Regions from separate parts of the Homo sapiens genome. Here region 2 is linked to region 1. The links are chromatin loops, found by intact Hi-C in ENCODE. Cell type or tissue: Caco-2. All regions are shown on one strand. Links, peaks and the distances in the headings refer to the core of each region. The heading gives the core; the rest is flanking DNA.

Region 1 (12,157 bases), core at 1,927-9,926:
TATCATCTGGACAAAATATGTAGGCACTTTATAAATATCATTTGACAATTTTCTGTTTAATTAGCATGTTTTTTCAATTCTAAGGCTCTCTTAGTGCTGCATGTTAGCATTCTGAAATCAGGATTTGTGCACTGTAATTTCAGTGAACATTTCATTGAATGTTTCCTGTCTGTTTCATCTCTCGCTTCCCTACCTCCACCTCCCATCCCCACCCCCAGTACCAAAAGGCTGTTATTGAATCGATGTTGCTTCTTGGCCATTTTAGAATTGAGGGTCTGTGGGAAATGCATGCTTAGAGGATGGATAGCTCTCATTGACTTGGCAAAAATGAAGGAGTGAGAATATTGTCTGGATAAATAAGGCAGAAAAAGAATTCCTTTGATTTCCAAACCAGTATCTCCCCCATCCTCTTTATTTTGAATGTGGCTCTGTGTATGTCTGACAAGTGTGAGTTTGAGACGACTTTTCTGCAATGTCTAAAGGAGCATAAAAAACCATATCAGGTGCCTTAAAATTATCTCTAATATTTTAAAGTTATTTTAGTAAGCTGATGAGGTCGATTAGTTATTGGTGCTAGAGGGAAAAATTTTCCTTTTACCGCGAGATTAGGTTAAAAACCTTAGAATCTTAAAATGTTAAATTAAGGGAGAGTTTTAAATGTTGTCCAGCCCAGGCAAAGTTTGGATAAGGAGTCTTGTCCTCTAGGAACCTTCTTCTAGCTTTGGGTCCAGAGTTCTGTTTGGTAATTCTTCAACCCGATGATTATGAGAAGTTCTTAGACTCCCTACCCGTTACTTTTGAGCTTAAAATACAAGCATTTAATCCAACTTAAATTTTCTGGTTGCTGTAAATGGATTAAGTTGCTTACCCCTCAGCAAAATGTAGGAGAGATTTAGGGGTCAGACAGACTATAGTTGAAACCTCAGCTGTGTCACCTCTTAGCTTTGTGACTGGTCACGTTACTTAATGTCTCTGAGCCTTAGTCACTTATTCAAGTCATTCAAAAAATGATTGGTGCAAATTAAATGTGCCAGCATAAGCCTAGATGCTGAGTATACATTGCTAAACAACACAGACACAGTTCCTGCTCTTAAAGAGCTCTGCTCATGAAAATTCATGAGAATGAGTTGCCAATTACAAAACAGAGGATAAGTTCTGTGATAAAGATAACCTCAGCTTGGAGATGGAGGCACATGGTGCAGGCAGGCCTTTTGGAGAGATTACATCAAAGCTGAGATATGAAGGATGTTAGTAGTAAGGCAGTTAGGAGGAATTAGGAGTGCCTTAACTTCCTCCACTGTAAAATGGGGGCACACCTTCCTTATTGGGTAATAGTCAGAGACAATAAATATAATGCATCAGGAATGTGCCTGACTATTCAGTGTAGGGCCAGAAAACATGTATTGAATATATACTACTATAGGCAATGGGGTTGAAAAATGACTAGGATGCTGACCCCATGCTCGTGGGTCTTGGAGGCCAGAAGTGTAGCTCTGGTTCCCTGTATTGCCTCTGTTGCTCTTGCACACTGTTTGGACTTCCTTTTCACATGTCTGAACCGGGAGGCCACCAGCTTAGTGAGGCCAGGAATGCTTCTCTCTTGCTTACTGATATACCCTTGATGCTCCCAGGTTCCAGGTCCCTGTGGATCTTATCTCCTGCAGCAGATGTGGTGGGTGTCCTGCCACCTCCATTTTCTTTTCCAGATCACACCTGCCCAACTTTCAACTGCCAGTGCCTACATTTATTTGTCTGAAAGTTTCCTCTGAATGTTGAGGCCCATTCAGCTCATGCAAGAGGAAGAGAGGCTGGGAATGTGAGGGAATGAACCCTGCCTCCCAGATGTTTTCAACAGTGTCAGATAACAGGTGATGGATAAGTACACCAGCTCCCTGGCCCTTGGGTGGGACCGCTCCAAGGTGTGTGTTCTACACCGACTCCCAGAATCTCCCCAGTGGTATTTAATTCTAGTCACCCATAGTGGAAACCTGATGAATAATTTACTGTCCATTGACTGTTTTCTCTTTTGTCTCACTTCCCCCACTTCCTTACCAGTGATTCCTGGGATCTCCCCTCCTCCATTTATACTTCAATCCTTGTCTCAGGGTCTGTTGAAAATAAAATGTCCCCTAAGCATCTAAATCCCTGTGCTATTTTTAGGGAATGTCACTGCCTATGAAGAGCCCATCTCCCATGATAGGAACTGAAAATGTCAGATACACTTGCATCTCCAGCTGTCCTTGCAGCCAGGATTAGGCACATGACCCGTACTTTGCCAATCAGGCATACCCACCTCAGTCTCTAAACTGGAAGCTAATGTCGTGAAGAGGTAGGAAAGCCCAGAATTGATTCTGTTGACAGATGGTGGAAGATACAACAATCTGAATGGTAGCTTCCAGAATCCAGTGTTGGTGACATGTGGTGCAACCGAAGACGTGGAGCATGGCAGTAATGGTGGCTTTGCCGGAACAGTTCTACTTTGAGATTTTTGAGCACTGCTCCTTCCTTTGTGGTCTCCCAGCCTGCTTCTTTGATCCTCTTAGAGATTCTTTGAGCTCTCCAATATCTTTATATTTCTTTCCTGCCAAAATGCTAAAGTTTGTTTCTATAGTTTGTAACTAAGAATGCTGTTTGTTTGTGCCCATCAGGATCCAGCCAGGAAAATAGCCTCCTAGGTCTTTCATACAGATTGGATTTAATACAGATACTTGGTTAAAAGGATGGTGGAGAAGCTGGAAAGCCCTACAAGAAGCAGGGAGTAGCCTAGCGATTAGTACCAGCTAGAAGCTGCTATCACCCTTAGGGTTGAGGGACACTGAAGGAAGAGCTTGTTGTTTAACAGGAGATAGACCCACAGTAGGAGCTGAAATAGGCCTGTAAGTAAAAGGCAGTTGACATGTACATGTAATAGAAGCTCAAATACTTTTTGGCTAAATGAAGAAAGAGAATAATCAGGGAGAAGTCTGGGACCAGAACTGTATGTTATACCAATTCTAAAAGGTTAGGGGAATAGGAAAATTCCGTCTAAAAAGAAGCAATCAGAGAAGGAAAACAGGCAAAGGTAGTGTGTCCTGGAAACCGTGGCTCTGAAATAATCAAATCTGCCAGACTCTTAACTGAATTTCTACCAAATAGACCTCTGAATTCTTCACTGAGTCCAAATAGAAGACTCGGAGTGCTTATCCATAAGCTGTGGGCATCATAGCTTCTAATCCAGGCTATTCCCTGGGTAACTTGTGTTATTAAGTGAGGATAACAGTGCTTGCCAATTTTACTTGGGCAAGATGAGAAGCAATGAATAAGGAAGATTTTAGAATATTTGGCAAAAGAGAAATATGTCACAGCAGGAATCTTAACTGATAAACTAGAGATAAGCACATTTATTCTCACAGTTTTAATTTATGGACTATCCTATATGGCTTACATGAATAAAAGGAATGTATTACCTCTGTTAGTGACAGCGCTGCCTTACTGCATAAGAGAAAGCAAAGGTCTGTGTTTGACATTTATGAGAAGAAACATGGTCAAAAGGAAAGAGCATAGTTCTTTTTCTTTCTTTCTTCACTTATTTATACCTCCTTTAGTAATAATTATTAATTTTTAGTATGTATATATATGTATGCTAAAATCGTATACATTCATGACGTATAACATGATGTTTTGAAATATGTGTAAACTGTGGAATGGGTAAATTAAGCTAATTAACATATGCATTGTCTCACCTACCTTTTTGTATGTGGTAATAACATTTAGCATCTACTCTCAGCCATTTTCAAGTATACAATAAATTGTTAATAGCAATAGTCACCATGTTATTCAATAGATTTCTTGAGCGTATTCCTCCTGTCTAACTAAAATTTTATAACCTTTGATCAATATCTCCTCACTCACCCTTCCCTCAGCCCCCAGTGCCTACCATTCTACTCTTTGCTCTTAGGGGTTTCAATTTTTTAGATTCCACACATAGGTGAGATGGTGCCTTGTCTTTCTGTGCCTGGTTTATTTCACTTAATATAATGTCCTCGAGTTTTGTGCATGTTGTTACAAATGACAAAATTTCCTTTTATCTTAAGGCTGAATAGTATTATGTTGTGTATATAGAACATGTTTTCTTTATCAGTTCATCCACTGATGGACACTTAGGTTGGTTCCATTTCTTGGCTACTATGAATAAAGCTGCAATGAACACTGGGATGCAGATATGGGGAAAAGGTATAGATTTAATATTCAAACAGACCTCATTTTTAATCTCAGCTCTGCTTCACATTAGCCTTGTGATTTTAAACATGTTTTACAGTGAGTTTCAGTTTCTTTATGTTTAAAATGGGTATCATAATAATAATTCCTGGCTTAGAATTATGAGAATTTTTATGATTATGTGGACAAAGTTTCTCCCACGATGCCCACACAGGATGGGAATTTCATAAGTATTTGTTCCCTTCCTCAATCTCTCCCCTTCCCCTGCCCCTGCTTTTTTTAAAAAAACAGAAACAAAAACAAAAAAACATTGCTCTAACCTAGGGGAAAAAGTGAGAAAGTAAACTGAAATACTTTTTTAGGACAGAAAAGCTGGCATGGCATGAATTGGTTTTATAGAGAAACACTTAAAGGATTTAACCCCCCCAAAACTCCATGCTCCTGCTCATTACTGAAAGCACCAAAATCCCTGGGAATTATAAATCCAAAGCCATTTGGCTCAGAATTTTACATGTTAAAAAAAAATTCATTTGCATTTATTTTGCTTCTTACAAAATCGTCACTTCCCATAGCTGTCATAAAATATCTACTTGCTTATATTTTGTGTGAGATTTCATGCTTAGGTGGTGTCTTGGTGTTTCTGTGACCCAAGCAAGGAGTTCCTGTGACTGTGTCACACTGCTTCTTCTTGACACAGCTGGAAATATGATCGCCTCAAGGCCTATCACAAAGGACTGGCCCTTTGCTACGGGTCAGCAATAGCAAGGAGTGTTGCCAAGACACAACACAAAATAAGACCTTTAGGTCTCCCTCTGGGTTTCTGGAACAGCTGTCTCTAGCTCAGCTGTTGAAGTTTCAGCTCCTTCATTGAAATCCAAACACATCTGTACCCCAGACAGGAAAATGCCTAATGAGTTGTTTTCCTCCATGCTGGCTCGTCTTGTGGTTTTTGTGCAGCCTTTAAAGACAGTGTGAGTGCTGAGGACCTCAACAGGTCCTGCCCAAGGATGGAGGCGCCACCCGGTGATGGGTCACTAATGTAGAAAAGTGTCATGACACCCGGATGTTCACAACCCTCAGGCTGTTCACAGCTTGCCATGGCTTTGAAACATCATGTGCAGCTCAGACAAATTCAGGCCTCACTTAAGTGTTATCCTTATGCGGGCAACCTGCATGCCTTCTCTTTCATCTTTTTAATGATTATTTGGCAGAATCCTTTTTTATTCATTTAATTTCAGAGCACAACAGGGATATTTATCCCTTTATTTATATGTCAGTTACCTGTAATTAAATGTCAGTTTTTAGTACTGTGACTTGCTGTTTTAGGAAATACTATTTCAAACCAAAATGTACTCTTTCTTTTTTTTTTTTTTTTTTAATGGGTGATTGTAGTGTCAAGCCAAACTTAACTCATGTTCTAGGTAGAAGAGGTAAAAACAAAAAGTTTTCCCTCCTTCACTATTAGATTATCTCTGCAGGTTCCTTTTCCAGACAGGAAAAACCCTTTCAGGGTAATGGAGACCCATGTTATGGGTTCGTGGAATAGAAGGTTCTTCCCTTCCTGGGAATGCTTCCTAGCAGTGCAGACTCCACGGTGGGCACTTCCACCATGACCTACAATCTTGAGGCTTCTCTTAGAACTTCGTGCTTCAGAATCACTGCAGCAGCGCCGGTTCTCCTGTACTCCTTCCTTCCTTGCCTCCTTCTTTCTTTATTTATGCTAACCAAATGCCATAGTTAACCAAGTCCTGTTCCTTGAGGATTAATTCAGATGTGTTTAGCCATTTATTTTAATATCTAATTCCATATTCTAAATAGAATACTACCTCTACGCACTTCTATTATGGTAAATAACGATTTCTCCCTTAAGTCCCGTTTTCCTCCCTTTATCCTTCCAGTTTATTACATCACAATTTTCAGGATTTGCATTATTCCAACAATGGAAATATTTTCTGCTGAGCCAAGGAGCATACTATCATTACAATTCCTTTCTTGTTCAATTATCCTTTTTCCTAGAGCTGATAGTTTACTCATTTAAAAAAATGACTTAGTTTTCTCTGTACGTGTTACTGTCTTTGCTTCCCCTAACATCCAGCAATATTCAAGACACTGTTTTCATCACAGTATCAGTGTCGCATTTAATTTTTTTATGATAACTCTATAAGGTAGGTAACTATAATCTGTATTTCACAGATGGGAAGCATGAAGCACAGAGAAATTAATTGGCTCACATAAGATGGTAAGTGGCAGAGCCAGGACTCGAACCCAGGCAGTCTGACTCCTGCACTCATGTTCCCAAGCACAAGACATACAGTATCTCAATGTATAACTACCTATATTAGCAGCTGTACCACCTAATCCAATTAGTTGAATTTTTTTTTTAATGGAGCTCTTCCTCCATATGTCTCTGGACTCTTGTATCTGTGTTGCTTGTTTTCTAAACCTGTGTACGGTTATCATATTAAGACTTATTTTCATTATTGTCCAGGGAATTTCTTTCATCTTCCTCCTGTGTTGATTCCTTATTTTCTGGATATTGTTTTGTCTTTCTTGCATTAGGTGAAGCTCATCCTTTAGAAGACTTCTTGAGAAAATGTGCATGGGTCAAGATTTCTTAAATCTTAAATGTCAGAAAACATTTGTATTTTTCCTTGCTAGTACTGAGTATTGACTGCCGTTTTATTCTTGATCATGTGTATGTGACCTACTGTTTCCTTTCTTGAAAATTTTACTGTCTTCCTGGTGTACTGAAGTTTTATGACAGAGCTGGGTCTTTTTGCATTTATTGTGCTAGTTGCTGAATAGGACTTTTCAATCTGGGGACTCACGTTCTTCAGGTCCAAAAAATTTTCCCATAATCTTTCTCTTGACATATTTTTTTCTAGATCCTATTGGTAGGATGTTGGGCCTGCTGCACTGGACTTTTAGTTTCTTCTGATTTGCCTTCTACTTTTTCTTAATGTTTTGAGATATTTCCTTACCTTTATTTTCCAAATCTTACACACACATGCACACATAATTTTAGTTATCATATTTAAATTTCTAAGAACGTTTTATTTTTTAAACAATAAGCTTCATTTATTTCTCTTTTTTTCTTACTAGCATCCTAACTTTAAGGATAAATAGCTTATCTTATACCTCTGAGATCATTAAACATAGTTTGATTAAAGTTTTCTTCTTTAGTATATTGTCTCTGTTTCTTTTGAGTTTCCTTTCTTCCTTTCTTCTGATTTGATGTCTCTGTCTTTTCTGCTGGAGGCTTTCTTGAAATGTCAGATAATTCTTGGCTATCTGTTCATATTTTAAAAGTTAGATATTAAAAAATGCCAATAGGAAGTCCTATGCAGTAGGACTTGGCTTGTTGCCTATAGGGCACACTGTGGAATAATTGGTGGAATTGGCTTCTTAATTTTGCAATCCCTATAGATCAGTACCTATAGGTCTTCATTACTAGAAACAAGCTATAGAAAGTAAAAACAAAAAAATTAAACTGCCATGGACAACCTAGTGTTTTTGTGTAAGTCTGTCTGTGGGGTAAAAGTGGATAGCTTTTGGGTGTGTACACCTCCACATTGCCTTCCATGATAAATAATAACTTTCACGTGGAGTTTACAAACCACCAGAATCACTAAGAGGACCTGTTATTTCTATGTGCCTTCATTTTTTGCTCTGTTTTTCTTCGTTGTTGTTGTTGTTGTTTTCTTATCGGACTGCTCTGCTGTTTGACAAAGAATTTTACCACATGCCAAACACAACGTTTTGGGAAAGGTCCTTATATTCCTATGTGGAATATCTCTGCGCCTGGGCATGGGGTGAGCAGGCATTTGGTGACCTCTCTGCTTATGTTGCCTGGTACCCTGAGGCGCTGGCAGAATTACTGTGAGGCCATTCACCTTGTCTCAGCCTGAAATCTACTCTGACAGGTTTATTGGCTCTTAAACATGTATCGAAGCAGAACGTCTAAACTAATATAAGGTTTCACTCATTTGCACTCTCCAGGGAGAGAAAGAGAGATGAAAACTGTGAGGGGTGAAACTCCACAGAAATGTAACTCCACCCCAACCCCATCCTTGCATATTTACCAAGAAATGGAATTTATCATTTCTTTCCTATTTTAGGTCTTTTTTCTGTCAGAGATTTTCTCAGTCCATTGGTATGTGAAAAGTACATTGAGGAAAGGTAATAAGATCATTCAATCAATAACTGCTTTATTCCTTCATAACATATTTGTTTAATAAGGGAAAATATTGAATAAGATATATAAGAAAATTGCAATCTTCTCTAGCTTTTCTAGGAAGTGGGATGGAGAAAATGGTTTGAATTTAAATAAAAGTGAATTTAGAGCAATAAGGAAAACCATGTAATGAAGATCAATACTAACATTATCTATTTTTTATTGATGAGAAAAATATAGCTTGGAGAGGTTGAATGACTAGGCACAGCTTACTCAGATGGTAAGTGGTGAAGTCACAGCTCAGTCTCAGGTTTCAGTTCCAAAGGTCATGTATTTCTATTGCACCAGTCAGTAGTCTACAAACCTGACTGACATAGCTTTCTAGCTCCACCTCCTTAGCATACTGAAATTCTTCTATGTGCTGAGGCACACAGAACTGCTGGATAAAACAAAACTATTTTGCATACGTAGCTGAAACAGAGACAGACAGGTAAACAGAAAGAAAAGAAAAAAAAAAGAGGAAATGTCCATGTGCCACAGAGAAGGAAGAATCTTATAGTCAATGTGGTAAATGCATGAGCTGATACCAGAACAGTACAGAGGATATTAGACATGGCTATAGGATCTAACAGCTATGGGTTAGGCTTTAACACACATACACAATAAAGGACTTAACCTTGGGCCTGTGAAAGGTGAGGACTTAGAACTGAAGACCTGCTTCCCTCATACAAGGGGACTACAAAACACATTGTTCGTGTACTAGAAAGCAACTGGTAAAATTCTCACTGATTAGATATCTGGATGAGAAAAAGTTCCCCACAATAAATGGAAATTTAAAAACCTGTGCTGGCTGGGCATGGTGGCTCATGCCTGTAATCCCAGAGCTTTGAGAGGCCAGGATGGGGGAATCACTTGAGGCCAGGAATTCCAGACCAGCCTGGGCAGCATAGCAAGACCCAATCTTTACAAAATCTCAGAGCTCTGAAATGCCAAAGTGGGAGTATAGCTTGAGGCAAGGAATTCAAGACCAGCCTGGGCAACACAACAAGACCCCGTCCTTACAAAATATAAAAATAAAAAAATTAACTGGTCTTGGTGGTGCACCTATAGTCTCAGCTACTTGGAAGGCTGAGGCAGGAGGATTGCTTGAGCCCAGGAGTTCAAGGCTGTAGACTTCTATGACTGAGCCACTGCACTCCAGCCTGGTGTTAGAGCAAGACTCTGTCTCTGAAAACAAATCTGTGCTGTGCATGGGTATTGAATCCAAATTTTACACTATTTGCATAGTACAGGAATCTCAAATGAATATATTAATGTAGATGTCATAATTACTTCAAGCAAGTAAAACTACTGGAGTTTCCAGAAGAATCAAATGTAAAACTTGTCTAAAATGATACTACCACATCTTAAAGTACACAGGGGTGCCACAGGGAAAAAATACTCTAGCTGAAAATAAGTTTACAATGAAAAAGAACAAACCAAAAAAAAAAAAAAAAAAAAAGATCCAAATAAGGGAGAGTCAGCAGACACATGTGAGAGAAATAGCACCCCCAAGAACCTGAGATAATGTAACAACCTAAAACTGTCTAGAAATTAAATATATTTACACTCATTAAAGAGATAAAGAGAGGAATAAAAACTCTCATGAAAAAAATAGGACTAAAAAAGAAAGGAACATCTGAAAAACAACCAAATATAACAATTCAAAATGAAAAATCATGAATAAAGTTAAACATAGTGGCCAACTTTAAAAGCAGATCAGGCATGGTTGAAGAGAGAGTTGGTGATATGAAAGTTGTATCTGAGGAAATTACCCAAACTGCTGCAGAGAAAGATAAAGAGGGCTACAATCCGAAAGGGAAATCAAGAGATATGGAAGATTAAATTAAAAGTTACAACTTAGGTCTAATGGAAATTGCAAAAGCAGAAAATGGTGAAGGGGCAATATTTTCAGCGAAAATGGCTGGGAATTTTCCAGAACTTATAAAAGGCAGAAGCAGATTGAATTTTCCAGAAATTATAAAAAGCAGAAGCAGATTCTCAGATTGAAGAAGCACACTGAGTCCTGTGCATAATATATAAATCTACAGCTAGATGCATCATATGAAGAGCAGAACAGTGAAGATAAGGGAATTCTAGTTGAAGAGCAAGTGGAGAGAAAAGACAGACAATATATGAAGGGACAATTATTAGAATAACAGGGGACATCAGCCCAATAGCGACCAGAAGACAAGTCTGACCAAACATCAGAAACACCTGAAAAGCACATTAAAATACAATGTAAAAACTCTTTTATTCCTTACCACCATGTACATAAGCACACATATATGTGCGTATACTCACACACTGATCTCAAGGCTTTAATTAAATTTACTTCCCAGCCTCTCCCATTAAAAAAATGAAGGGATAATTTCTAAAGCATTTTTTTCCCAATAATTTCTAGAGTAACCATGCTACATAGTGCCAGAAGTTGATCCCAAAAGAACAAGGAAAAGGAGTTAGTACAAACATCTTTGACCTCACAGTTCCATTTCTGCTTCCGTCTTCACTAACATATGCATGATTAGGATTGAAAGACATGTTGTTCTGGCTAGTAACTCCAGAATCCTGTGTGTTTGTATGATGAGATGAATGAATGACCCCATGCTTGTGGAACCTTTGGCAAGATATGCTTCCTATCTTACTTGATATTTCATATCAAATACAAAAGAACACCTTGTCCTGCTAGTACCAGAATTTAGTCTACTTTGCCTTTATAGACATCTGTTCTCAGACTAATGGTTGTTTATATAATTGCTATAATAAAGGATAATTCTGCATTAAAGTAATACTGGGTACAATTAGTATATTCATAATAGCCATACTTTTTGAACTAGTAGCAATATTTCCAGGAATCTATCTTAAATACCCCAAACATACACATACAAAAACCCTTTGTATTCAAAGATGTTCACTCCAGAATTATATATGACGAGCAAAACTCTGGAAGTCTCTAGAAGGGTTGGAAGGCAGTAAGATCTTGTTATATTGTTCCAGACACATATAGTAATGTATTTGTTTCTTGGCTTGAACTCCTCGAACATATACTTTGCTTTTCCCCTTTGAATAGAGAATGCTTAGATAAACAATGGTATATCCACATGACAGAACTATGCCAGTATAAAAATTATGCTTTGAACAGGCAGTTCAAAAAAAGAAGAAATAAAAATGTGCCGTATACACATAAAGAAATATCTAACCTCATTAGTAATAAAGGACATAATTTCATTGTCACCCACCAGAATACCACATAGTTTTTCTTTAATGATTAGTAATAGCCAGTGTTGGTGAAGTTGTAGAGAAATGGGTATTACTTTGCTGCTGGTAGTATAAGTTGGTATGTACTTTCCAGATAAAAACTTGAGAGTATGTAGCCAAAGCCCTAAAAATTCATGTAAATTTTTTTTTGCTGAGCGATTCCATGGGAAGTCTGTGTGTGTGTGTATGTATGTGTGTGTATTTATATTTATATATTTTAAAATTAGGACAAGAATAGCATTTCTTATATTATGAAAAATTGGGATATCTTAAGTGTCCAAAAATAGGAATTATTTAAATAAAATGTGATGCTATACAATGGGATACAGTTAGAAAAGATGTCCATAATACATAGGCAATAATAAAAATTACAAAATTAAATATAAAAAACAATAATTTTGTTAAATTGTTGACAAGAACACATAAAATGTCAAGAAAGAAATGTAGTAAGAATTGATAATGATTATCTCTGAGTAGTAGAGACAATGG
Region 2 (12,157 bases), core at 1,785-9,784, 340 kb before region 1:
AACCCAAGTTAAAGAGAAATGGAGTAGTACTCTTTCAAAGGTGTATGTTTTTGATGGTAGGGGAAAGCTGTAACGAGGGTGAGCTGGGGAAGGATTAAATGATACTACATTTTTTTTGCTGATCAATAAGGTGGGTTGAAAAAATGATACTACATTTTGAAGAAATGTTTTTTAGTTTTTTGTAAAATTGTTATTTATAAACATGCATTCTTTTAAAAGCCTTAATTAAATACGAATTTAGATTCTAAATTCCTTAATTACAAACCAAAAGGGAGTAAAGTTCAATGAATTTGGGGACTGGTCTGAGTAGTATTTAAGCACAGGTTTTATGCATATCATGAAGTCCCAGTTTCTCATTTTATAAAACCATTTCTGCCCAAGCCATATGTGTTGGATTAGTCCCTAAGCATGGAAGCTGTGGAGAAAGCTCAGTGTATTGAGGAATACATTGCCGGCTTCATGCCTCCTCCCTATACCAAGGAAAAAAATGTTAACTAAAAGTGTAGAGTAGCCATTATAGTTGTTCACTACATACTGCCCAGTTTTTTTGTTTTGTTTTGGTTTTGTTCTCAAAAAAACAAATTTTTAAAGGTGTTATATTTCAGAGTCATTTTGTTAAGGGCAGCGAAATTTTGTTTTTGTTTTTGTTTTTGTTTTTTAAACTGTAGAAATTGGCCCAGGCTATGTATTATTCTCACCTCTTTCTTTCAACAAATTAACAAAATATATAACAAAGCATTTGTCCTCTCTTATGTGTTGGTTAAAGCTTAATATAGGTACCTAAAGGTACACTAAAGGCACACTCAAGGTATGCCATATTTGGGGCACTAAACACTTCATTATCAGCAACACATAGATTGGCCTGGTGTGGTGGCTCATGCCTATAATCCCAGCAGTTTGGGAGGCTGAGGTGGGTGGATCACCTAAGGTTAGGAGTTCGAGACCAGCCTGGCCAACATGGCGAAACCCCATCTCTACTAAAAATACAAAAATAAGCTGGGTGTCATAGTGCAGCCTATAGTCCCAGCTACTCCGGAGGCTGAGGCAGGAGAATTGCTTGAACCCAGGAGGCAGAGATGGCAGCGAGCCAAGATCACGCCACTGCACTCCAGCCTGGGCAACAGAGTGAGATTCCGTCTCAAAAAAAAAAAAAAATAGTTGGAGTTCACTTTGGAGCTTGTTTTCCTTGAGAGAGTTCCCTGCCTTGTAACAAGTTCTGTATGCTTTTTGTGTGTTTTCCCGTTTGTTACTGAAATTTTAAGTTCATTTTCCCTGAGTGGTTGTAATTAGTTATTCATTTTGAGGTGGTTAGACCTATTGAATTTTCAGCTCTCTGAAAACTTTTATGTGTTACATGGGAATCTTTATACTGTGATCTTAAACTTCAGAAGTAGTTAGGAGAGCATAATGGGGATTGGACTGGTAGAAACAGGACATAGTGGTCAGAAGATTACGTTAGATGATCAGTGTGCAGCTCTCAGTAGTGCTTGACTCCTAGTAAGCACTTAACGAGTGTTAGCTACTGTTATCAGAAGCATGCTATACTTTTGTGCAAAAAATGAGGGAAGGTTGAGATTTTAAAAAGAGAAACATGGTGTTTGGAACCTGGAGCAGCATCATCAGCCATAGGATCATGATGCAGTGAGATTCACGGTCCCATCGTTGATGGCTGACTTGATTTTGAGCTTGGTTCCTCACACTAAAATTACTAATCTCATCATAATAAATAGGCCCTTTTAAGAAGAGCAGATCTGAATATATCATCTCAGAGAGAATTCCCTTCCTTAAGAGGAGGTTTTATGTTTTCTTTGAAAGAGACTAGATTTGGAGTTGGAGGACCAGGACACTGCCACTGTGAGTCCCCTGGCAGATCCTTTCCTCTTTCTGGATGCCTCATCTGTAAACCTGGCCAGTTGGACAGAACTCTTTCCGAGGCCCAGCCAGTTCTGAAGAATATGGGGTGCTCAAACATGCATTGAATATTTATAAAGTTTGTTACAAGAAATAGGAGTGTTAGAGGTGGGGAAATAAATTGATGACTCTTCTGTTGCATCTTCTCTATTAAGAATAAAGGAATTTTTAAAAATTTTCAAGTGACTTTTCTATCTTTGAAAACAGCAGATTTACACAGGAGTTTAGTTAGGGTGGGGATGACGTTGCTTTTGTCCCTTAAATTCGAACAACTAGAAAAGGAGGTTACTGTTCTTGGGTATGTTGATTGGAAATGTCATATAGTGTAATTTGTAACTGCTTAGTCGAGGCTTTCTGGATTTGGTTTCCCCTCCTCTTCTGTTTTTGTTTTTCATTGCGGTAGCTAAACAGCCTTCATTTGCCATGAATAAGCAACCTAACTTTAAAAGCCTTTATCCACTTGTTCGATTTAACAGAGTTTCTTTATCTCCTTTCACATACATCTCAGCAGGGAAATTCTAATAGAAGTGTTCTTCATTCATGCCGGTGCTACATTTAAATGCAGCTGCAAGTTAACTGCCTCTACTCAGTGACCTCAGCAAGTGATGTCCCTAGTAATAGTGGCCCAAGAAATACTGGCCATAATGAATGAAGATAACACCTTTAAATATTTTTTAAGTCCTTGGGCTTGGTCAGTTAATACAAATGAGTTGTTCAGTAATGCTAGTCACAAAAGAGAATTGATTCTGTGTTCTAAATGTAAATCTCTGTGTGCTTTAATGACACAATTTCAGAACTAGCTCCACATTTTCCATGAAGTACGCTGGGAAAAATAGTAGTTAAGTATGTATTCTTCACCATTGAAATTCTAGGCATACTTTATTTTAAGAATGTAGATATCAATTCATTTTTTTGTTGTTGTTTATAATTTTATAGGACATTGTGCTCACTTTGGCAGCACATATACTATAATTTTATAGGAAATTATCAGTTCCTTGCTTAGCATAGTAAATGGCAAATATGGAAGAAAGGTCCTGTGGTACTTTGTTTTGAGAATGCAGATATTGATTCTTTTTTTTTGTTTATAATTTTATAGGAAATTATCAGTTCATTGCCTAGCATAGTAAATGACAAATATGGAAGGAAGGTCCTATTGTACTTACTAAGCCCCAGAGATCCTGCACATACAGTACGAGAAATCATTGAAGTTCTGCAAAAAGGAGATGGAAATGCACACAGGTAAAACCAAGTAGAATGGCTTGACTTCTTTATTCCTCTGTTAATGTTGAGTAGTGCATTCTTCCAGAAGTCCACTTACCCATCCATACCCTCTCTAAAACTGCTGAAAAGGTGAATTCCATTTTCAAGCCTATATTTTTGACAGATTCTAAAGTTTTTATCTTGACAAGGAAATAAAAGTGTCGTGCCAAAAGAACACCTGAGCACCTGGCACATAGTAGGCATTCAAGTGCGTGGTTTGGCTTTTATTTTGCTTTATTTTCAAAGCTACCGATACCACATATTTGAGTACCCTAGAGTATGGTGTCCATACAGCAGTGTAAATGTGTTGTTTTCTGGGTATGTTATTTGGTTTTTGGATTTTTTTTTTTTTTTTTTTGGTATTACACAAGTCAGACTCCCTTTATTGAGCCCTTGTTCTGTGCCAGGCACTATTCAGATCGTGGGACACAAACATTTTTAAAAACAGAACACATACTCGTATCACTTATTGTCTACATGCTTAACAGAAAGATAGACAATAATAATAGAGTGCGATACAGTCTGTGATAAGCTCTTAGAGGTTTTTGTGATAATATCACCACATTTCCTTTGCGATTTATCTTACCTTAATACCCCGTTCAACATACTCAACAGTAAGAAAGATACAGAGGTCCGCAGACGGGAGCTCCTAGAATCCATTTCTCCAGCTTTGTTAAGCTACCTGCAAGAACACGCCCAAGAAGTGGTGCTAGATAAGTCTGCGTGTGTGTTGGTGTCTGACATTCTGGGATCTGCCACTGGAGACGTTCAGCCTACCATGAATGCCATCGCCAGCTTGGCAGCAACAGGACTGCATCCTGGTGGCAAGGACGGAGAGGTAATGTGCCATTAAAGCACAGGCAGGAAAGCTGCAAAGGCCACAAAAACTTCGTTTTTGGACGATGTGGGGTGTCAGTAAGAAAGCTGGGGAGGGAGATACCTGTTGAATAAACAACCAAGAACCTCTCACAGCAGCAATTACATTCATCTTTAATTTTCTCTAACCATCTGGGTCAAAGCCTGGTACTTGGGAATGTTTTACAGATGTGAATTTGCTTATGAATGAAATCATTGCCAAGTATTGAGTGCCCAAGGTGCTTCTGACACCTGCGATTGGGGAAGAGAAGTGGGCCATGGATCTTAGAGAAGCCCTGGCTCCTGACCATATTAACAAATGGGAAAGATGAATGTACCTTGAAAGTTTCTCTATAAGGAGACTGAGCCGGTTGCCTCCCATACTTGCTAAGGAGTAGCCCAAATAACTGGGAACGCTTGGTATTGCTCTTGAAGAGGAGTAAGGTTGAGCTGAAAAGATGCTTTCTTGATTCGCTCATCAGATAATCCCCTTCGGTGGTCATGTGTACTTAAACAGCATGCAGCATTGGGTTTTGATGTTTGTGCTATAGTGTTCTGTCCTGTAGGTTTATTTGTGTCTGAGAATGACATATTTCAATCCAAGACGTGATTAGCATTAAGATGAGCCTTGTGCTGCTACTGTTCAGAGCAGATTAAATGAAGCGGAGACTGAAGCGCTGTGCCGTGGCTGTGTTATCTGGCATAACTGTCTTTCAGTCTGGGGATCAGAATAGATCTGTGGTCCCCCCAAGTATGATGGTTGTCCTAGATAAAGACCTCTTAAGCCTGTGGAACTTTAAAAGTGGCTGAGTCCTTATCTGTATGTGGTGGCATAAATAGTATGTATTCATTCAAATGTATTTGTATGAATGAAAACAACTTTTAAAATTAACTGTTCTTGACCCTTCATAGCTTCACATTGCAGAACATCCTGCAGGACATCTAGTTCTGAAGTGGTTAATAGAGCAAGATAAAAAGATGAAAGAAAATGGGAGAGAAGGTAGGCTATGAAATTTGACCTTTTCTTGTATCTCATGTGGAATTCCAGTAATTCCTGGCATCCCTGAACTTTATACCAGCCATTTAAGCTCAAATGAAGTTTGCCAAGTGTCTAGAAATGGTGTCTGTGAATAAGAAATGATTCAGTGGTTGCTGGTAATGCTTTTTCCCCTAGAAATATTTGTGCCTGAGAACTCTTTTAATTTTCTTTTTTCCAAACCCCCCCCGCCAGCCCCCCCCACCGCCCCCTCACTCTCTCTGTTTTCCTTCCTGTGCTGCTGCAGGCTTCTAACCTGGCTTGGTCAATGCCTTAAAATGCCATTCTAATGAGGATGGTGAGAGGGGGTAGGGGGCCCCAATTGTTGAGTATCATTACCTCAGTAGAAAGGCATGACATTTATCTCTATGTTTGAAGAAAGAATAAGCAGAAGAAGATTATCCTCGTAAGAGAGTTTTGGACTAGTGCCTGTTTATTTGGCATTGAAATACATGTGACCAAAGAGTAAGCCAGTCTTTGGCGCTTTCTGGTTTTTTGTAAGCCTTACAGCTGCTCTGTAGAAACTCAGCTCTCTAGAGAAGGACAGCATTAGCATTTGCATGCCATTCCCCTCTCAGTCCTATCTCCAACCAGACCTTCACTTACAAAATCCAAATTCCATCTGGTATTTAAACCACTGGAGAGATTTTTTTCCCCTACTGAGTTAAAACAGTTTGGGCTTTTCATTACAATGTCTGGAAAAAAGTGACAGATCATGAATTCATGTCTTGCGGCAAGTGGCAGCTCTGATGGCTAGTGTGGCAATCAGTATAGCAGTAGAGCTGTCACTTCTCACCTTACCTTTAAGAATGGGGACCTGGGGCTATTTTTCACTAAATTTTTTTGTAAAAGAGAAGCCTTGTGATAAATATTAAAGAAAAAAATAACATATGGAATAATCTTTTTCATTATTAAAAAGTTGATGTATAGTTGAGTTTATGCCAGAAAAGTAGTCTGGCTTAATGTCCAGTGGTTTTTCTCCCTCTTAATTAAAATGTGCTGAGAACCCTAAAATCTGCCAGTTTGGGTCTGATGTGTTTGTCTTGTCGTATTCAGCACCAAATGAGTTTGTCCTCCTGCACGTCTAGCTGTTTTGATTCTCTTTTACTGGATAGTAGCCACCTTAAAACTTAGTAGTTTTCAAAACAATGACTTGATCAGGGTCTGGTGGAGCCTGCCCCTCTATGCTCAGAGTCAGAGTCATCTAGGGCTGCTCGGTTTGTGGTTGGAGTGTCCACTTTTCGCTTAGCTCACTCACATGGCTGGCAAGTGAGTACTGACTGTTGGCTGGGGACCAACAGCCTCAGTTTCCCTTTCTAGGCTGCTTGGGCTCCTTCACGAGATGGTGGTTGCTTTTTTAAGAGTGAGCATCCCAAGAGGACAAAGTAAATGCGTGGCACTTCCATGATTTATCCTTAGCAGTCATTTAATGCCACTTTCATCATACTGTCTTGGTCAAGTCAATCACAGAGGCCCACTGTGATTCAAAAGAAGACATGGATTCCCCCTATAGATGGGGGAGTGGCTGCATTCTAGAAGAGCACACAGGACAGGAGATATTATTGTGGTCAGCTTTGGAAAACAATTTGCCTCACTAGCTGAACTCTGTCCCTCTTTAGCAGGTACCATGAAAGGCTGAATAGCCATAGGCCTCTTGGCTTTTAAAGAGTCCTTACATTCAGGTATCTTTGAATGAATTATATAGTACATGCTACCTGACTATGATGTTTGCCTTCAAGATAGGTTGTCCCTACCTCCATCTGCACTAAATCTTAGCTATCAGAATTTCTCCTTTGTCCAAGCATTAATTGCAAAGTGAAAAAGATAATACCACGACCTTGGGAATCAAATACTAGAATAACGGGAGAAAAATGGTATTTTTGATTTGTGAGTATGTAAGCGTTGTAAAGAGAAATGCCAAGTTTAAGCTAGAACAGTCATTTATCAACCACTGTTGAACACGTGAACACTGTGTTATGTTCATGGCACCTTGTGAGTGAGCATTTCTCCATGAGGAAGAACTTGATTTCAACCAAGCATGAGGTGCTACTGTGAAACATTTATTTCCTGAATAGCTTTCAGGTCAAAGTTAAATCATTAAATAATACAAAGAAGTGCAGACATAACCAAGTGAGTGTTTTATTAGAATTCATAGTTTATCTTGAGTAATTACTGCTAAACATAGCTTAGGTTTTGGATCAGAGTTAAAAGAAATGGCTCTTTTAGAAATGCATTAGATAAACCTGCACTGGAATTTTTTGTGTTAAAAGGGAGATTGGGTGAAAGCTACTTTTGTTAGCTTTTTTGTTTAAAAATATTTGCAGATTTAAGGGCAGTAGAGAAGGGGGTAGGGAGTATATATCTTATTATGTGATGTTCACTAAGCTTCAGTATATTTTACAGGTTGTTTTGCAAAAACACTTGTAGAGCATGTTGGTATGAAGAACCTGAAGTCCTGGGCTAGTGTAAATCGAGGTGCCATTATTCTTTCTAGGTATGTATAACATGTGCCCTTCTCTGAGCAGGGCCTGGTCATGCAAAAGACACACTTCCTTCACGTTGATTTCTCAGTTCTAATATTTGTTCTCAGTAGTCTAATATTACTCCCAGTCACTCATGGTCTAGACAAACATACCAAATATTAGAAAGCAAATGTAACTCTTTCAGTCAGTCCTTAGGAATCTTTTTTTTTTTTTTTTTTTTTTTTGAGATGGAGTCTCACTGTCACCCAGGCTGGAGTGCAGTGTCACGATCTCAGCTCACTGCAGCCTCAACCTCCTGGGCTCAAGTTTTCCTCCCATCTCAGCCTCCTGTGTAGCTGAGACTACAGACGCATGCCACCACACCCAACTAATTTTTATTTTTTTATTTTTTGTAGAGATGGGGGTCTCCCTGTGTTGGCCAGGCTGATCTCAGACTCTTAGGCTCAAGTAGTCCTCCCATCTTGACCTCCGAAAGTGCTGGGATTACAGGCATAGCCATTGTGCTTGGCCCTTAGGATTTTTAAACTACCATCTTTTTGACAAATTATAACATTCACAAGGTATCAGGTGGCTTCACCACATTTATGGTTTTGACCAAAACATAATTTTTTTTTTTTGAGATGGAGTCTCACACTGTCGCCCAGGCTGGAGTGCAGTGGTGCGATCTCAGCTCACTGCAAGCTCTGCCTCCTGGGTTCATGCCATTCTCCTGCCTCAGCCTCCTGAGTAGCTGGAACGGCAGGTGCCCGCCACCACGCCCAGCTAATTTTTTTTATTTTTAGTAGAGACCTGGTTTCACCGTGTTAGCCAGGATGGTCTCGATCTCCTGACCTCGTGATCTGCCCACCTCGGGCTCCCAAAGTGCTGGGATTACAGGCATGAGCCACTGTGCCCAGCCTGTATTTTTTTTAATGAATAACTTACATCCCTGTGAAAACTGTGACAATGTTGACTTTTAAATCATGCCTAATTCTACATGTAATTTCCTTCATTGTTTTAAAAGATTGTAAAAGGATTGGAAGAGCATTTGCTACTGAAGTGTGTGTGCTATTTGTTGATATCTGACTTAAAATGAGAAAAAAACAGTGATGAGCTATGGCCTCTTTTGTATTATTCTCTGAACTTAGTTGAGTTTATAATCAATCCACAAATCATTGAAATTTTCCATACATTCTCTGTGCAGATGAAAACCTTCTGTTAAGAGCATTCATTTAAAAAAAGATTTGTATGTTGCTTTGAAGCAATTACTGTTGATTTTTCCCCTGCTGTGTTATTAAGGTTTGGGAAAACAGATACCAACCCTAGTTTGAATTTCTCAAGATACTTTACTTGCAACATGCTATGCAACTTAATCTATGTTGTTTGTAAATGTTATTTTAAGTGTTTCTTCAACATATACGTGATCTGGTACACATAATACTCACACAGGAGCATTCATAGCTTCAGGTATGTCAGTGTCTCCAAATATATAAGTGTTACAGATCATTTTGTTCATTTCTGCTTAAAATTAGTTAATTTTCCAGTTGATGTTAAACAGTCAGAATTCGTTAGCTGATACATGAACTTTTTCATTACAAATTTTTTTACCAGGCATTTGGAGTGTTAACACCTACTGACACATTCTTTCATTACACTCAATTAACTGGAAATTTCAGCAATGCCATGAAATTAATTTATAAAGGTTGTTCATCAATCAGAACTCCCATTAGGTGGATTTCAAACATAGGAAGGATACTATAGGTTTATTATGGAGCACTACTCAGAATTGGAACAGGAGCAGAGGAAATATTTGAAGTTCTAAATGGAAGTTGAGCTATATATAACAATAATACAAAAAAATTGTTTTTGTAAATTTTGGGTGAAAAGAAAATCAGCCTTGTATGTTGGCTGAAAAGTAACTCAGAGAAGCAGAATTCTCTAACATTTGGGAGCATTGGCACTTGACAGACTGCCTGGGTTCTAGCTTAGTGCATAGCCTTGGGAAAATTATTCAGCTTTTCTGGGCCTTAATTTTCTTGGTGGTAAAAAAAATGAGATTAATGATAACCCTATGGTCGTTATGAAAACTAGATTGGATGATGCATATAAAATGCCTAGCATTATGTCTAATATGTGGCATATGCTCAGTAAGCAATAACTTACTATTATGTGTTGTATAACTGTGTGTTTAGCCAAGATGTATGAAATAAAAACACCTAGTGAGTCACAAATTCATTACGAGGGAACTTTACTTTTTAGCATCGTAGGTGGCAAGCTGAATTGTTTCTTATCTCCCATAAGCAGTAGAATATTGCTTGGTGCTGATAATTTATCCTCCTCTTTGTTGACATATTGGAAGTTACTGGGACCAGGGACTTTGGAAAATACCAAGTACCTCATTTCTAAAATGTGTTTCAGAGGTCCGTATTTACAAAGGGTCCCGAAAAAGAAGAGAACAGGAAATTCAGGACTGGTACTCTGCGGTCAGAGCTGTAGGTCCTATCCACAGAGAAATGGGCCTGCTGTTACCAGCCTCTATGGCTCCTTTCACTTCTGATAGAGTACTCGGGCAGGGTTTCAGAACGCAGAGGCCGGGCTTATTTTGTAGAATGGCTAACATTTATTAAGTGCTTACTAAGTGTCAGGCTCTGGCTGGGTGCTTTAGATACAAGGCCATTTGAGCCTCAGAAAACCACTCTGTGAGGTGGAAGGTGGACTCTGTTGTGAATCCCATTCTACAATTCGGGAAACTGAGTCTTAAGAGAGTTTACATAGCATGCTCTTGGTTGTACAGTTACTGAGTGGTAGAGGCAGGTTTCCCACCCAAGCAGTGAAGCTCCACAGTGAAGCCCTTCGCCCTTTCACTCAATGTTAGTGCTGTGGAGTTCAGTGAGAAGACCTGCTAACTCTGACCTCTCTGTGCCTCTGTTCACACCTTTTCATTCAGCCACGTGGTGGGCATATTTTGGCTGTCTGCTCTGTAAATGTAGCATCATGAAATAAATAAAATACGGTCCCTGCTCTTGAGCTTATAGTCCTGAGATGGGGAAGGGAAGATAGAATACATGTAGAATCATTTTAAGACAGGATGTAAGTAAGTCCTAAGATAATGTGAAGGTAGAACCAACTCTGTATGGAATGATGTTGGTCCTACAAATGTCTTTGCTTGGGTGACTCCACCAGCAAGATTCTAAAACGTTTTTTTCCGTGGTGTTATAATATGGGCTACTGGTCTCATCATTCATCCTTTGAATGAAAAATAATGTGTATATAGTTACAAGGCTTGTGTCACAGTTAACAAAGTCTTTTTTACTGTTGGTACAGGTAGTATTGGAGATGATCTAGGAATGCTTATGAAATTTAATTTTTTTCCTCTCTTCAGCCTCCTCCAGAGTTGTGACCTGGAAGTTGCAAACAAAGTCAAAGCTGCACTGAAAAGCTTGATTCCTACATTGGAAAAAACCAAAAGCACCAGCAAAGGAATAGAAATTCTACTTGAAAAACTGAGCACATAGGTGGAAAGAGTTAAGAGCAAGATGGAATGATTTTTTCTGTTCTCTGTTCTGTTTCCCAATGCAGAAAAGAAGGGGTAGGGTCCACCATACTGGTAATTGGGGTACTCTGTATATGTGTTTCTTCTTTGTATACGAATCTATTTATATAAATTGTTTTTTTAAATGGTCTTTTTTAAAAATCTCAGCTGTCTCCTCTGTTACACTGAGTAGTAAGCATATCAGTGTGAGGCAATTAATGTGGAAGGTTTACCAATCATATATGGTGGGACCAACCAGATATATAAAGTGTAGTTGAATGAGTTGATTCAGGGGAGAAGACATCTTCAGTGAGCATAGTCTGAGAAGGCTTCCTGGAGAAGGTGGGACTTGAGAGGACTTTCATCCTGTCAAAGGAAGGCAGGATGTGGAAAAGAAGAGCCAGGGGGAGTCGTGGGCACAGTAAAGTGGAATTTAATGAGTACCGGGGCAGTGGGGGGTTCACAGCTGCCTACCTAGCTGTTTTATGGATTAGGTTCCATGCTAGATTTTGTTTGAAAGCCACTCAGGTAAGTTAAGCTCATAGGAGGAAATGTGCTAAATGAATTAGGGGATCACTGTGGATTGCGGTGTTAAAGTCAGGGTCACTGGGAAGTTCTCCTTGTCTCTGATTTTGGGCCTTCCAAGTAAATAGCTCCTTGTGATTAGACTTTCTCCCTTGAGACTGTCCCTAAAATGTCAAAGCCTATGGAGTTTGAATAAGAAGGAAGAAGGTGGAAATTTGTTACGTGCAGAAGTTTAACTACAGCTAGGATGTTTGAATTTTAAAACTGCAGTTGTTTGAGCAAACAAAGCTTAGAAGGATTGGTAGCTCAGTCAGGCTCATGTAGTCATGCCTATGAGTATCTGGCTGCTTTCTCAAAGTAGTCTAACGGGGTACTCACTCAGGTCTGTCACTGCAGTTACACCTGCTGAGGAATTGGCTGTGCCTTTCCTTTCCAGACCATGGGGTCCCAGGACTACTCCAGCCTACCGACTACCAGGACCCCTCCTGCCACGGTGTATTGAATCCTTCCCAGACTGCAAAAGCGCTGATGGCTGTAACTTTTGACATGGATTCTCACATCACCCAATATAAGGGT

Evidence for each region. A loop is a pair of places that touch in the nucleus more often than their neighbours do. Peaks named below come from ENCODE experiments on the same cell type or tissue, not always from the same donor. Only the 100,000 strongest peaks of a DNase experiment are listed, where the experiment ranks them.
Region 2: it touches region 1 in a loop (3-fold over the local background); 2 of 110 quality-filtered maps call a loop at or near these places.

Annotation. Positions count from the first base shown.
Region 1 is chr9:2,462,847-2,475,003 of GRCh38, reverse strand. All of the region lies in intron 2 of LOC101930053 (a long non-coding RNA gene), which reads left to right. Among named protein-coding and RNA genes, the nearest start is that of VLDLR, 150 kb to the left of the region's middle. In Caco-2, for the core only: a CTCF peak has its summit at 5,240 (motif pointing left); DNase peaks (open chromatin) are centred at 5,223 and 8,693.
Region 2 is chr9:2,803,213-2,815,369 of GRCh38, reverse strand. It overlaps PUM3 (pumilio RNA binding family member 3), which reads left to right. Exons shown (of 18, transcript NM_014878.5): 14 at 3,008-3,150; 15 at 3,787-4,009; 16 at 4,939-5,026; 17 at 7,466-7,556; 18 at 10,907-11,218. The coding sequence ends at 11,039. Among named protein-coding and RNA genes, the nearest start is that of PUM3, 35 kb to the left of the region's middle. RefSeq lists enhancers at 3,382-4,255, 6,007-6,882. In Caco-2, for the core only: no CTCF peak of the experiment used is centred there; a DNase peak (open chromatin) is centred at 5,369.